2 separate regions of the Mus musculus genome follow, and region 1 is linked to region 2. Evidence: chromatin loops called from intact Hi-C (ENCODE). Cell type or tissue: heart. All regions are shown on one strand.

Region 1 (2,500 bases), 280 kb before region 2:
GGTGAATTGCCAGCCTAAGCTATGGAGACCTTGTTTCAAAAAGAAAAGAGTGGGGCTGGAGAGATGGCTCAGTAGATGAGAGCTGTTCTTACCAGCACTCAGATATGGCTCACAGCCATCCATAACTCCAGACCAGTGATCTCTCTCCCTCTTCTGGCCACACAGATGGTGCACATAGCTGCATGTAGCAAAAACACACAAAATAAAATAAATCTCACAAAAATTAAGGACATGGGGGCAGTTCAGGTGTTAATATATAGGACAAAGGTGATAATGACATTATATAATGAAATATTCAGGAGACACGCACTTTTCCCCTGATCTTCAGTCCAGCACTTTCAAGGCTGAGGAAAGGGATTGCTGAGGGTTGAGAGGATCCTGACATACCAAGTTAATTCCAGGCCAGCCTGGGCCATACAACACACCCCTGTCTCAAATCAAAGGAATCCACAGCTACCTCTAAACACCAGCTAGTACAGTATAGCACCCCTGTATTCATAGCTACTTGGGAGGCTGAAGCAGGAGGATCTAGGCTGGACTAGGGACATAAAGAAACTCTACTCCACAGCAACAGAAACCACACAGTGTCCAAGCATCAGAGGGCTGTTTAAAACTCTGTTGTTCCTGTGCCTTATAGAAATTTGGGGAGTGTTGTTTGTTTGTCTACTTGTTTATTTGTGTTTTTTTTTTTTGAGACATTGTTTCTCTATGTAGCCTTGGCCATACTGGAACTCCCTCTATAGCCCAGGCTGGCCTCAAACTCAGAGATTTGTCTGCCTCTGCCTCCCGAATGCTGGGATTAGAGGCCTCTGGCCACCACCTGGCTGACTTTGTTTGGTTTGTTTTGTCTATGGGTTTCTGGGCTTATTGGCATAAGCCTTTAATCCTAGCACTCGGGAGGCAGAGGCAGGCTGATCTCTTGAGTTTGGGGCCAGCCTGGTCTTCATAGCTAGTTCTAGGATAGTCTGGGCTACACAGAGAAACCCTGTCTTTTAAAAAAAAGTTTTTAATTTTTAAATTTTATTTTATGTGTATTCAAGTTTTATCTGCATGTTATGTGTGTCCGCCTTGTCTGTGCCTGGTACCAGTGGATCTAGAAGAGGGCACCAGGTCTTCTGAAACTGAAATAAACCAATGTGTGTCACTAAACTCTGGTTTAGTTTTAAACAAAAACACCCTAACAATGTAAGTCTTGAGCAGTGATCCATAGGCTGTAAGGGGAAAGAACTCCACCCTCTTCAGCCATCCAGCTGCCCTCTTTGCAACCAGTGTTACCGTAAATGGAAATATATGCTTTAACTTGACAAATAGGGACAAATCTACTGTGTGTTTATAAGCTTGCAATGCTGGGAGCTAGGACTCCCACTGCAGAGAGGGGAATCAGCTTGAGTTTCGGCCGCTAGAGGCCGCCAGCTCTGCCGATGCACGCTGTCAAGCTGCGGAGACTGCCGATGAACTCGCGCTGGGAAAGAGCCAAGGTGCTGACTGACAGGTCTTCAGGCTCCATGCTTCTTCCAGTGAGTCTGGAGAGACCCCTAGAGTGATGCAAAAGGAGAAAACTTGCTGTGTCCCCCTGCGAGCTTCTCTTCTTCTCTTCAGCCATTGTCACTTTTTAAAGTGGGATTGCAGTTCCAAGAGTTTTATACAGATGGCAGCCATCATCCTGTTCTCAGGCTTCTTTTAGCAAAGCATTTCAAAATCAATTTCTCTCTGTAATTTGTTTACCCAGGCAGTTGTTGAGGGTTTGGGATGTCTTCAGTTTGGGGCTGTTGTTAATATACATGTGAAAATCTGTGTGGGCATATACATTTATTTTTTTGAAGGTTTGACCATACAATGGGTGTATAGATGAAAGGTTTCCCTTCCTGTTTTGGGGGAGCAGTTTTGAGTGGGTTTGGTTGGTTGATTTGGGGTGTTGGTTTTTGAGAGTTTCACTGTAGAACCCAGGGTAATCTGGAATTTACCATGTAGGACAAACAGGGCTCAAACTTTCAGTGATGTTCCTGCTTCCGCCTCTGGTTGCAGGTCTGGGCCACCCGGCCTGGTTTATGTGGGTAATAGAGATCACACCCAGGCCTTCATGCCTAGTCAGTGAACACACTACCAAGATTCTTTCTACCCCATCCCCCACTCCCCAACTCTTGCTTTATAGGCCAGCCATTGGATCTTTAGCAACCTTGCCTCTACCTCCCAAGTGCCATGTGTACAGTTTTAGTTACAGCTGTGTGCTTGTCTTAGTTAGGGTTTCATTGTTATGAAGAGACACCATGACCAAGGCAACTCTTAACTGGGGCAACATTTAATTAGGGCTGGCTTATAGTTTCAGAGGTTCAGTCCATCATCATCATCATAGTGGGAAGCATGGCAGTGTGCAGGCAGACATGATGCTGGAAGAGCTGAGAATTCTACATCTTGATCCCAAGGCAACCAGGAAGAGACTACTTCTTCCCTGCACTGGGCGGGACTTAAGCATAGAACCTCAAAGCCCACCTCCCCAGTG
Region 2 (2,500 bases):
CCAGTGGCTCACTAAGCAAAGGGCAACAGGCTTGGATCAGGACTGACTCCGTGCGGGATGTGAGTCCCCCAGTCCCTCTCCTGGGAGGGTTCCACAAGCAAAGAATGCCACACCCCTCCCCCAAGCCTCCCACTGATCACCTAGATCCACAGATCCTGACTGGGGTGTGTGACAGGGAAGCCACTAATGTGTCAGGTGTGAACACTTCCCACATCTCCAGCATGACAGTTAACCATAGCCATCTCTCCGACGTGTCTTCCAAACTCCACCCTCACATTTTTCCTGTTTTCTTTCATGCTAGTCCACAAAACGTCTGTATAACTGTGCCTATAAACTCACTGATCACAAATGTAGTTGTTAATTCAAGTGCCTCAGGATTGGGCAGGTAAATTCGAGCAGGGTGGCACACAAGAGGGCTTAATGGAGAGTGTGGCTAAGTGGAGACACTGCTCTGCCAAAAAAGTATTATATTCAATGTACTATGAAACATCTGCTAGCCACACACAAAAAGAAAAACCCCAAGCAGCTGCTAGCATCTCATCTAAGTGACCTCCACTGAAGACTCGGTGAAAGGTGGGTTTTGAAGGCAGGTGCACAGACCTGCTTTTGAATCTTGGTCATTTTATTTTATTTTATTTTATTTTATTTTATTTTATTTTATTTTATGTGTATTGGTGTTTTGTCTGTCTGTATGTCTGTGTGAGGGTGTCAAATCCCCTGGAACTGGAGTTACAGACTGTTGTAAGCTGTCATGTGGGCGCTGGGAATTGAACCTGGGTCCTCCGGAAGTGCAAATCTTAGGTTCTTATCTGCATAACACAGCATTGCCTCAAATCTCAGAACTGAAGTAAGGAACATAAAGAATAAAGCAGGCAGTAATGACAATGATTTTATTTTGAAATCAGCGTCTTCCAGAGCAAGTCTGTTTTCATGTGTGGAGCAGTTGTGCCTCCTGGTGGTAAAAATTAAGAACTGCACCTTAAATAATCACGCTAAATTGCACTCTACGGGTAAAGCAATGCATTCGAATCCAGTTCTGAGATAAAGTGAGTTACACAATTGAGCTTCATGCTTAGGCTCCACGTCCAAGACCTCTCCCTGCAAGTACAGCCATACTGAAGTGGCTCTGGCGATAGTTTAATACCACTTGGTGTGCAGTAAACCCTTGCAAAGCACTCAGTCTCCCGAGACAAATCTACCTAGGCCCTGGCACCTTCACTGGCTCTGAGCCCCTCTGGGCCTGCACTGGGTATCCTAATGGGTACCTAGTTGGTTGGTTGGTTGGTTGATTTGGTTTGGAGAGTTTTAGCTGTTTGTTTGTTTGTCTGTTTGTTCTTTTCACTGATCAGCAGTAGGAAGGGGCTACCCAGGCCTGGAGCCTGTAACCAAAAAAAAAAAAAAAAAAAAAAAAAAAAGGAGTAGATCTTGCAGACTCCAGAAATGTCACAGGAGTAAAATGTACCCTTGGATTGTAGGAGGTGCCACCCAGATTGCTTTTAAGCAGAAAGGTATGGCTTCGGGTTCGTCACCAGGGATAAAATCTGCATCCCTGAAGTCAGACAAAGAAAGGCTGACTTGACCACACATCTCCCTTCCCAGAGGTGGGGGGGGGCTTGAGGTCACGGGGGGGTGAAGGGAGGATGGCAATGCTTTCTTTACCTCTCTTTGCCTCTGGCCACTTGTGCATGCACCTGTGCCTGCTGTGGCTGTGGGCAGAGTTCACTTCCCACAGGAAGAGAAGGCACCTGCACATAGGCCTGCCAGGGAGCTGGTGGCCCCTTCCAGGAAAGCCAGAGGCCAGACCGGGCTGCAGACGGTTAGGCCCCCGGAAAAGCCCACCCACCCTTCCTGCTCCTTACACTCTCCTCACAAGATCCTAGACTCTTGTTTTCTCTTGCACACTGATGTTTGCTATAGCACTATCCACAATTGCTACCTCATGGAAACATGTGAAGCTGGGTGTGGTGGCGCACGCCTTTAATCCCAGCACTCGGGAGGCAGAGGCAGGCGGATTTCTGAGTTCGAGGCCAGCCTGGTCTACAAAGTGAGTTCCAGGACAGCCAGCGTTATACAGAGAAACCCTGTCTCGAAAAACCAAAAAAAAAAAAAAAAAAAAAAAGGAAACATGTGAAGTCATAGAGTGTGAAGGAAAACAGACACAATTGTAGACCACACTAAGTGGATTAATCCAACTTTGGAAAGACAAATAACATGCTTTCTCTCATTTGTAAGTCCTAGATTTTTTTTAACTAAATTTATTCTTTGACAACACTTCTGTGTGTGTGTGTGTGTAAGTGTCTGTTCACGTGAGTGTGTATGTGTGTGTGTGAGTGTGTGTATATGTATGCATGAGTATGTGCAAGTATGAGTGTGTGTGTGTGTGAATGCATGTGTGTGAGTATATATTAATATGTGTGAGTGGGTGTGAATGTGTGTCTATACATATGAGTGTGTGAGTGTGTGTAAATGTGTGTGAATGGGCCAATGCATATGTCATCAC

What was found. Hi-C counts contacts between places; a loop is a spot of excess contacts. Peaks named below come from ENCODE experiments on the same cell type or tissue, not always from the same donor. Only the 100,000 strongest peaks of a DNase experiment are listed, where the experiment ranks them.
Region 1: a loop joins it to region 2, with 9 times the contacts of the local background. A loop is called at or near these places in 10 of 42 quality-filtered maps.

What each region holds. Positions count from the first base shown.
Region 1 is chr2:163,046,822-163,049,321 of GRCm38, forward strand. No RefSeq gene overlaps it. Among named protein-coding and RNA genes, the nearest start is that of Mybl2, 6.6 kb to the right of the region's middle. In heart, a CTCF peak has its summit at 1,405 (motif pointing right); a DNase peak (open chromatin) is centred at 1,460; H3K4me3 peaks cover 330 bases.
Region 2 is chr2:163,329,921-163,332,420 of GRCm38, forward strand. No RefSeq gene overlaps it. Among named protein-coding and RNA genes, the nearest start is that of Gm35750, 25 kb to the right of the region's middle. In heart, a CTCF peak has its summit at 959 (motif pointing left); no DNase peak of the experiment used is centred here.